2 separate regions of the Homo sapiens genome follow, and region 1 is linked to region 2. A link is an interaction called in ENCODE POLR2A ChIA-PET data of the cell type or tissue named here. Cell type or tissue: Caco-2. All regions are shown on one strand. Links, peaks and the distances in the headings refer to the core of each region. The heading gives the core; the rest is flanking DNA. Region 1 overlaps LOC124902693. Region 2 overlaps MARK2 (microtubule affinity regulating kinase 2).

Region 1 (5,229 bases), core at 1-5,000, 2.0 Mb before region 2:
TTGGCATTTGTTCAAAGTCCAGTTCTAATAGCTTTTGGACTGTGGTTTAATTTTAACCATAAAGCATTCTTTTGGAATAATTGCTTTTGAATCTGGGAAGAGCCAGCTGGATACAAGGCCATAAACACCCCCCTGCGGGGAATGTACAGGCTTTAAGTTACGTTTTTTTACCACTAGCATTTCTCTTTATCTTTTTTCTTTTTTTGGAGACAGGGTCTGGCTCTGTTGCCCAGGCTGGAGTTCAGTGGTACAATCAGAGCTCACTGCAGCCTCATCCTCCTGGGCTCCAGCGATCCTCCCATCTCAGCCTCCCGAGTAGCTAGCTGGGACCACAGGCACGCATCACTGGCTAATTTTTTTTTTTTTTTTTAGAGACAGGGTGTTGCTATGTTGCCCAGGCTGATCTCAAACTCCTGGTCTCAAGTGATCCTCCTGCCTCAGCCTCCCAAAGTGCTGGAATTACAGGCCTGAGCCACCATGCCTGGCCTAGCATATCTCTTTTTTTAAAAAAAGGAGACTGATGGGGGTTGGGGGGATGCAAATTGTGAGTAGATAGGTGGGATTGGAGGAGAGTTTGAACATCTGCTTTAATCAACTAAATGGTGTCTTAGAGCTGTCCTGCGGGCAACCATGTGGCCTCAGATTTCTGGGACAATCTCAATTTCTGGGACAGAGGACTGGCCCACTGGCCCTTTGTTAGGCTACGCATCAGACCACCACCAATTTCCAGTTCTGAAATTGTGGTCACCAGAGAGACCTATCAGCAGCCATAGACATTATCTCCTTCGGAATGACTGGACCCAGGCAGCCAGGCAGAGCTGGGGTCCCCAGAGCTCCTGGCACTAGCCGGAATATTTCCAGTTCCTCTTCTTCCCTTACAGCACAAGTCCTTTGGTAATCATTGCTCATATTTGTAGAACCTTAGAGAATTTTGGATGTAGCAGGACAGAAATTGGTTGCCTGCCATTTTGTGGCTTGGGTGGCATACATCTTGTTTGGCAATTAAAAAAAAAAGATGAGAAGAAAATGGGATATGCAATGGAGACCAATTCAAGAAAAAGTGATTTATGCCAGTCCTAGCTGAGGCAGATGAATTTGGGAAGACTTACTTGTTTTCTAGAAATAGTCTTCACTTGACCAGAGATTCATACTTGGGCGTATTTAAATACAGAGCTCTTCTGGAGCATTTGACTAGAAGGACAGAAAACCAGAGACTAATTAACCAGTTGTTACCAGCGGGAAATCCGTTTTTGTTTGTTTGTTTGTTTGTTTGTTTTCTTTTTGAGGCGGAGTCTCGCTCTGTCGCCAGGCTGCAGTGGAGTGGCGTGATTTTGGCTCACTGTGCAATCTCTGCCTCCTGGGTTCAAACCATTCTCCTGCCTCAGCCTTCCAAGTAGCTGGGATTACAGGTGCACTCCACCACACCCAGCTAATTTTTGTATTTTTAGTAGAGACGGGGTTTCACCATGTTGGCCAGGATGGTCTCAATCTCCTGATCTGGTGATCTGCCTGCCTTGGCCTCCCAAAGTGCTGGGATTATAGGCGTGAGCCACTGCGCCAGGCCAAGAGATCAGTCTTACATGAAAATCAAGGGTTCAGTTACCCAGTGGGTCAGTAAGAGATGAGGCTTTCATTTAGAAAAACCGGAGCCTGAGGCCGGGCGCGGTGGCTCACGCCTGTAATTCCAACACTTTTGGAGGCCAAGGCAGGTGGATCACGAGGTCAGGAGTTCAAGACCAGCCTCGCCAAGATGGTGAAACCCTGTCTCTACTAAAAATACAAACATTAGCTGGGCGCAGTGGCAGGCAGCTGTAATCCCAGCTACTTGGGAGGCTGAGGCAGGAGAATCGCTTGAACCTGGGGGGCAGAGATTGTGCCACTGCACTCCAGCCTGGATGACAGAGTGAGACTCCATCTCAAAAAAAAAATTAAATTAAAAATAAAAGTAGAAAAATTGGAGCCTGTGCAGCTCTCCTGAGGGCAGATGCATAAAGCTGGGTGCGCCCCTCCAGCCTGCTGGGTCCCACAGAAGCTCAAGAGGCAGGGGCCATGTCTTTCACCACTTGTCACTGCTATAATTCCCTGTTTAGAACTCTCAGTGAGTGTCAGATCAACACATTCATCCACCATATCCCGTGTGTATAAGAACAATCCATCACTCCTGACCTAATCCAGCACAGAACAGAACTTCTGGAAGAGGACTAAAGAAGAGAAAGAGTGGAAGTGTCACATGCCCAGAGGAAAATAGATGCGACAGAGATGAATAAAACAAAACAAAACAAAAGGAAGAAAGCCAAGCTAATCTGGGAGTTCCATCACGGCTAAGAACGCATCTTTGTTTTGTCACGCGGTTTCTAGCCCGGCTCAGACCTGGGCTGCGGCACCTCAGGCATCTCCTTTCATCTCTCGGCTTTTCTCCTGGCTCCCGGGCGCTTCTCGAGACTTTTTGGACCTGGACTGGTCCATGGCAGAACACCTCTTTCCTGAGTCCTCCCTATGCACCTGCCCAAAGCGGGGGATTGGGGTGGCACTCTCCAAGATGCCAGGCTCCTCAAATGGAGCCATCACCCCCTAGGCTGTACTTGGCATTGTCTCCAAGGAGCCTGGGGAGGTAACCGGTTGGGGACTGATTCACTTGGGAGGGAGGGAGCGAGTGCAGATTGCAGATGCTATCTAGTCGGGCCAAGTCAACCTGGGGAAGGGCAGGTCTGTGTCTCAACTGGTTTAGGGGTGGGAGAGTGGGATTGGAACTTTTACACCTTGCATTCTTAGGACGTCACAATGGTTTTCCCAAGGCCTCCTTATCTGAGGGTGTTTACCTATTCAACCAGCATACGCAGGTTCAGGACTCCCACTTTGTCCGGGTTCTGTCCTCACAGGCACAGGAAGATTAATGCGAACAACAGGGTCTGACAAACCAAAACTCACAGATAAGAGACTTGGGTTATTAGGGCAGATGCCAGAAGTCATGGGATCTTCACGGGGTGGCTGTAGGCTGAGCAATCTCCCTCGGGATGTGAGGGGGTGTATTTCTGCGTTATTGGTCATTGAGAAATTCCCTAATCTTAGAGAGAAAAGGAATGAAACCAAGGGCTTGAATCGGAGTATACGTAGTTGACCTAATTATAAGGTTGTCCATCCATCTGTTTAATAAATAGTTCCATGATGTGGGACGGCAAGGTCACTCATAGCCCTGAACATTAACAACGTTTTCCTAAGGTTCTGGAAAAAAAGTGGTAACCATGTGTTCAGCTGCAGGCTTGTTCTGTCTCAGGCCTCAGGCTGACATGAATCAGAAATAGAGGGAAATGTGGAAGTGGCATTGCAAATATTAGTTCTAAAAACGGACTGGGAAGAGAGAGTGCCTCTAGACCCAGTCATGGCCTAGCCAAGCCCCAGAAGAATGACATCACCCATTGTGCCTCGTGGGGAGCCCCTGAGGCTGTCATGGATTTGTAGTCCTATGTGGGACAGCGCTGCTGACGCGGTTATTTCCTGCACTAGACCTACCCTGTCAGCAAGACACTGTTTACATGAGCTGAGTGCCAAGTTGCGGCACATTATGCACAATCGCTTTTAAGTTCAATTAAATTAACGTTTAGAAACATTGTAGATAGAAAAAGCTAAAGAGCATTTTAGCAAACAGTGATTACCTAGAGATGCAAGTGCTTTGAATTTGAGCATTAGAGAACTTGTGAATTTGTAGGAGTTAAGCAGGACAAGTACCCATCTAATGAATGTTCATAAGGGAAGCGCGCGTGTAGGAGGCATTTCAGGTAGCCCAGCGCAGACCAAGGAGGGAAGGAAACAGATAAGATGTCAGAAAACATCTTCAAATACCCAGAGTTGTTATCCCCTCCACGAAACATTGGAGGGCGAATTGTTTGGGTCAGTAAAATAGAATCATAAAGTGTGAAGAAGAAACCTGTGGAACATTCTGGAAGAATTGGTCAGAGATGGGCCGGGCGTGGTGGCTCACACCTGTAATCCCAGCACTTTGGGAGGCCGAGGTGGGTGGATCACCTGAGGTCAGGAATTCAAGACCAGACTAGCCAACATGATGAAACCCCGTCTCTACTAAAAATACACAAAATTAGCCGGGCGTTGTGGTGGGCGCCTGTAATCCTAGCTACTCAGGAGGCGGAGGCAGGAGAATTGCTTGAACCCGGGAGACAGATTGCAGTGAGCTGAGATTGCGCCACTGCAGTCCAGCCTGGGCAACAAGAGCGAAACTCCATCTCAAAAAAAGAAAAAAAAAAAAAAAGAATTGGTAAGAGATGAATACCCCATCACAGCCTCTTTGATTTCAGAGGTGAAATAGTTGAACCCCAGACCTCACTGTCAGATGTAAAGAGTCACTCCAAATTTATAAGCTCATTAAACTAGTATTTCTGACCGTTTACACATTTGGCTGTAGAGAAAATACACAGAATGCTTCCAGCCACACCTATGCCTACTCAAGCCACTTAGCTGACAAGCCACTTAGCTTTTTCTTCTAATTACTCGGGTGCGCGTCTCTGTTATTTACAAAGTTTGGTGAAGTCAGGGCAGGGGGAATTTATGGTTCGATACCCTTTCTAGCACAGAGGGGTAAAATTCAGCCTGTCTTTTGAAATCAGTCTGAACTGTCAAACTCCCAGTTGAGGACTCCTCTCCCCAAATCAGGAATCTTTTTTGTTTTCTCTGGCTATGGGCCACAGTCAGGGCTTTGGAGTTCATTTGTATGCCCTCCCCCATCCCCATTAGTGTTATTGTGTATATTTGAGGTACTTATTCTTCACTGACCATAGGTGAATAGGAGCTGGTTCACCTAAAAGCTCCCACTCCCCATTCACTTTTTTTTTTTTTTTTTTTTTTTTGAGATGGAGTCTTGCTCTGTTGCCCAGGCTGGAGTGCAGTGGTGAGATCTTGGCTCAATGCAACCTCTGCTTCCCAGGTTCAAGCGATTCTCCTGTCTCAGCCTCCTGGGTAGCTGGAATTACATGTGCCCACCACCACACCCGACTAAGTTTTCGTATTTTTAGCAGAGACGGGATTTCATCATATTGGTCAGGCTGGTGTCGAACTCCTGACGTCAGCTGATCCACCTGCCTTGGCCTCCCAAAGTGCTGGGATCGCAGGTGTGAGCCACCGCACCCAGCCCCCATTCACTTTTGTTTTAGGAAATGAGAAAGCTTCTGCCTTTTTTCTTTCCTTCCTTCCTTGGATGTTAGTTAAGATCAGTGAGGT
Region 2 (5,494 bases), core at 316-5,315:
AACCAAGACAGCAAGTGCCTTCCTGAGGCCCAGCCAGGGCCCCAGAAATTGCAAAACAGAGGCTCATTATGAGGTCATAGCAAGTAATCAACCAATCGAGGACAGGGATTATCAGTCCTATCTCTGTTTACAAAAGAGTTCTCACACTGTCTGGAATCCCTTTACTCTTACTGATGACGTCAAATGGCTTTCTTCATGTGGGTGATAGCTACTGATATTTATTGTATTAAAATTAAAACTGGCCAGGCACAGTGGCTCAGGCCTGTAATCCCAGCACTTTAGGAGGCAGAGGCAGGTGGATCACGAGGTCAGGAGTTCGAGACCAGCCTGAACAACATGGTGAAAACCCTATCTCTACTAAAAGTACAAAAATTAGCCGGGTGTGGTGGCGCATGCCTGTAATCCCAGCTACTCAAGAGGCTGAGGCAGGAGAATCACTTGAACCTGGGAGGTTGCAGGGAGTGGAGATCGTGCCATTGCACTCCAGCCTGGGTGATAGAGTGAGACACTGTCTCAAAAAAAAAAATTACAACTGAGAAAATGTTACACTATTAACTCATGTAAAATTATATTACAGGGCCAGGCACAGTGGCTCATGCCCGTAATCCTAGCACTTTGGGAGGCCGAGGCAGGCAGATCAATTGAAGCCAGGAGCCTAGCCAACATGGCAAAACCCTGTCTCTACTAAAAATACAAAAATGAGCCAAGTGTGGTGCTGTGCACCTGTAATCCCAGCTAGTTGGGAGGCTGAGGCACAAGAATCGCTTGATCCCAGGAGGCAGAGGTTGTAGTGAGCTGAGATGGTGCCACTGCACTCCACCCTGGGTGACAAAGCAAAACTCCATCTCAAAAAACAAAACAAAACAATAATAACGATGATAATATAGCCAGGCACAATGGCTCATGTCTATAATCCCAGCACTCTGGGAGGCTGAGATGAGAGGATTGCTTGAGCCTGGGAGGTTGAGACTGCAATGAGCCGAGATCATGCCATTCCACTCTAACCCGGGTGACAGAATGAGAACTTGTCTCAAAAAATAAAAAAATAAAAAAAAAATGTATCAACCAAAGTCATGGAGAACCAAACCAAGTTTTGTCTACAACCATGATTCTTACAGTTTTTGGTTTCAGGACTCTTTGCATTTTGAAAAATAACTGAACACCCAGAAGCTTTTGTTTATATGAATTTTATCTATCAGTATTTACTATATTAGAAATTCAAGTGAGGAAAAATTTAAATATGTATCAATTCATTTAACAGAACATGAGTAAACTCATTACATGTAAACATAAATGACTTATTTTTAATAAAAAACTTATTTTCCAAACCACAACTAAATATATACCAAAGGAAGTCTACCTGATGAACTAATCTTATAATGCAATCAAAACAAAACAGCTGACCAAAAAACAGGCTGGGGCGGTGGCTCATGCCTGTAATCCCAGCACTTTGGGAGGCCAAGGCAGGCAGATCACCTGAGGTAAGGAGTTCGAGACCAGCCTGACCAACATGGAGACCAGCCTGACCAACATGGAGAAACCCCGTCTCTACTAAAATGCAAAAATCACTTGGTGGCAAGTGCCTATAATCCCAGCTACTGGGAAGGCAGAGGCAGGAGAACTGCTTGAACCTGGGAGGTGGAAGTTGCAGTGAGCCAACATCGTGCCACCACACTCCACCCTGGGTGATAAAGTGAGGCTGTCTCAAAAAACAACAAATACTAACAAATTAAAGAAAGAAAACGAACAAAAAGGAAATGAGTATAAAAACTGAAAAATTTAGGCCGGGCGTGGTGGCTCATGCCTGCAATCCCAGCACTTTGGGAGGCCGAGGCGGGCGGATCATGAGGTCAGGAGATCGAGACCATCCTGGCTAACACGGTGAAACCCCATCTCTAATAAAAATACAAAAAATTAGCCGGGCATGGTGGGGGGCGCCTGTAGTCCCTCCCAGCTACTCGGGAGGCTGAGGCAGGAGAATGGCGTGAACCCGGGAGGCAGAGCTTGCAGTGAGCCGAGATGGCGCCACTGCACTCCAGCCTGGGCGAGAGAGTGAGAGAGCGAGAGAGCGAGAGAGACTTTGTCTCAAAAAAAAAAAAAAAAAAAAAAAAAAAAAAAAAAAAACATGAAAAATTTAAAAATGGAAAAAAATGAGAAAAATAAAAAACAAGACAGGTTGCAGTGGCTCATACCTGTAATCCTAGCTCTTTGGGAGGCCGAGGTTGGCGGATCACTTAGGCCAGGAGTTCGAGACCAGCCTGGCCAACATGGCGAAACACTGTCTCTACTAAATATACAAAAATTAGCCGGGTGTGGTAGCGCACACCTGTAATCTCAGCTACTTGGGAGGCGGAGGTGGGAGGATCAACTGAGCCTGGAGAGGTCAAGGCTGCAATGAGCTGAGATCACGCCACTGCACTCCAGCCTGGGCAACAGAGTAAGACTCTGTTTCAAAATAAATAAACCAACAATAAAGAAATTAAAAGGGAAAATGAGAAAAAAATTTAAGAAATAAAGAAAAAAGGGGAGAAAAAGAATAAACAAGCCATATATTTAAAAAAAAAAAAAAAACAAAAAAAAAAAACCCACAGGGCCAGTGGTGTATGTATCAGAAGGAGGAAATCAGTTATCTTTGGTCAAAGTCCCTCACATCACAGAGAACTAGCTTCTGGAACCAGAAGGACTGCAAACCAAAGTACTGAATGCCTCTTTGAGGCCCAGGCAGGGATTATACTGGGGCTGGGAACCAGCAAAACAAGAGCTCCTTATGAAGTCAAAGCAAGTAACCAACCAACCGATCAAGACAAGGGCCCCATGTTTTGTCTGCTACCGTGGTTTTCTCACCTTTGGTCTCAAGAACTCTTTATATGCTTAAAAAATTATTGAGGACTACACAGCTATCTTATTAGAAATTGAAACTAATTTTAAAAAATATTTATTAATCCATTCAAGATCATAAATCCACATGTTTATGCTAATAATCTTTTTAAAATAAAAAACCTGTATTTTCCAAAACAAAATGAAATTTCACCACAAGAGTAGCAGTGCTTTACATTCTTGCACATCTCTTTAATGTCTGGCTTAATGAAAGACAGCTGACTTCTCTCTGCTTCCACATTCAATGTGTTTTCATAAGTTGTTTTGGTTGAAACATATGAAGAAAATCTCACTTCACAGAGACATGTAGTTGAAAAATAGAGTTCAACAGCCTTTCAGATACTGAGGATTTTCTTCTTTGATACTACACCAAAATTCAACAAGTGGTAGTTTTTAAAGGCTAGTTGCAATGTGGAACCTGAAATTTTATCAAGGAACATTTCATATACTTTTACATTAGTCATCCTGCACTGTTTTTTTTTTTTTTTGTTTTTGAAATAAGGTCTCACTCTGTTGCCCAGGCTGGGGTACAGTGGCACAATCACAACTTACTACAGCCTTGACCTTGGGCTCAAGAGATCTTCTCGCCTCAGCCTCCTGAGTGGTTAGGACTGCAGGTGCATATCACCATGCTTAGCTAATTTTTTAAACATTTTAGCAGAGATGATGAGGTCTTGCCATGTTGCAGAGGCTGGTCTTGAACTTCTGACCTCAAGCGATCCTCCCTCCTCAGCTTCCCAAAGTGCTGACATTACAGGCGTGAGCCACCATGCCTGGCCTCGTCCTGCACTTTGAATGGCTCTTTTACCCACTAGCAATCTGGAAAATATTTCTTCACTGAATTGTGCAGAATTTCCAAACACTGACGTTTCACACAATGTCAAAAAATCACATTCATTAATTTTACTACCAATCTCGGAAAAGTTTTAGCAGACACAAGTTTTCCAAAATTCTAATTTTCACTTGAAAACTTGAATTTTATCACTGGCAACAATGACAGGCTCACTTTGTTCATTTTCATAAAATGTCCATATGAACAACTCTAGTTTGTCCATCAGTTGTTCTTTCAAGAAAAAATTATGATCCCTGCAGCTGGTTCAGCTCCAACACATGTGCTTTCCTCAAGTTTGGCATACAGCAGCAATGCCTCATGAATACTTTGTATTTCCTCACTTGGAATACCCTTTTTTTTTTTTTTTTTTTGGGATGGTGTCTCGCTGTTGTTGGTCCAGGCTAGAGTGCAATGGTGCGATCTCGGCTCACTGCAATTCTCCTGCCTCAGCCTCCCGAGTAGCTGACATTACAGGCACCCACCACCATGCCCAGCTAATTTTTGTATTTTTAGTAGAGACAGGGTTTCACCATGTTGGACAGGCTGGTCTCGAACTCCTTACCTCAGGTGATCCACTCGCCTTGGCCTCCGAAAGTGTTGGGATTACAGGCGTGAGTCACTATGCCTGGCCTAAAGAGACCTTTATTAAAGGGTTGATAAAATAAAAGACTGGGCATGGTGGCTTATGCCTGTAATCCCAGCACTGTGGGAGGCTGAGGCAGGTGGATCACTTGAGGTCAGGAGTTTGAGACCAGCCTGGCAAACATAGTAAAACCCTGTCTCTACCAAAAAAAAAAAAAAAAAACAAATAGAAAAACTAGCCAGGCGTGGTGGTGCGGACCTGTAGTACCAGCTACTGGGGAGGCTGAGGTGAGAAAATCACTTGAACCCGGGAGGCAGAGGTTGCAGTGGGCGGAGGTTGCACCAATGCACTCCAGCCTAAGTGACACAGTGAGACCTTGTCACACACACACACACACACACACACACACACACAGAATTAATAGTCTTGGCCAGGCATGGTGGCTCATGCCTGTAATCCCAGCACTTTGGGAGGCCGAGGCAGGTGGATCACCTGAGGTCAGGAATTCCAGACCAGCCCGGCCAACGTGGCGAAACCCTGTCTCTACTAAAAATACAAAAATTAGCCAGGCGTGGTGGCAGGTGCCTGTAATCCCAGCAACTTGGGAGGCTGAGGCAGGAGAATCACTTGAACCCAGGAGGCAGAGGTGGCAGTGAGCACAGATCACGCCATTGCACTTCAGCCTAGGAGACAGAGTGAGACTCTGTTTCAAAAAAATAAATAGATAAAAATTAAAATAAATAAATAAATAAATAAGTAAATAAAAAAAATGATAGTCTTTAATCCTTCATTCAAGACATTCTCAAGTAAAAATGGCTTTTATTTTTCAACCACAAGTTTGTGGTGGGAAAGAAGACCATGACAATGACCACTAGTAGAGCTTAGTGCCACTTCCTTGATCCATGTTACGGCGTCAGCAGTTTTCTCCACCACTGCTTCTGCACCAAGGGTGCAAATGGAAATAAAGTTGTTCCAGGATAAGTCATGAGATTCAGGAAGTTATTCAACCCTTTGAATATTTATCACCATTTGTATCTGCTGCTGAGCATTCACATAAAATAAATTATTCTTTGATGAGCAGTTGGTGCTGATACAGCAAGTCGAGCCACATCTATAGATTTGCTCATTTGTAAGGTGAAAGTAAAATTCTGTAAATAAGATATTAACTTGGTCTTCATGTGTGCAGCTACATCTTTTTTTTT

What was found. ChIA-PET counts read pairs that join two places held together with the same protein. Peaks named below come from ENCODE experiments on the same cell type or tissue, not always from the same donor. Only the 100,000 strongest peaks of a DNase experiment are listed, where the experiment ranks them.
Region 1: POLR2A ChIA-PET joins it to region 2 with 8 read pairs; 1 of 35 experiments calls an interaction of 5 or more read pairs at or near these places.

The regions. Positions count from the first base shown.
Region 1 is chr11:65,812,538-65,817,766 of GRCh38, reverse strand. All of the region lies in intron 3 of LOC124902693, which reads left to right. Among named protein-coding and RNA genes, the nearest start is that of SNX32, 19 kb to the left of the region's middle. In Caco-2, for the core only: no CTCF peak of the experiment used is centred there; DNase peaks (open chromatin) are centred at 150 and 2,763; H3K4me3 peaks cover 670 bases.
Region 2 is chr11:63,853,399-63,858,892 of GRCh38, reverse strand. The region is part of intron 1 of MARK2 (microtubule affinity regulating kinase 2); the gene reads right to left. Among named protein-coding and RNA genes, the nearest start is that of MARK2, 17 kb to the right of the region's middle. In Caco-2, for the core only: no CTCF peak of the experiment used is centred there; a DNase peak (open chromatin) is centred at 2,722.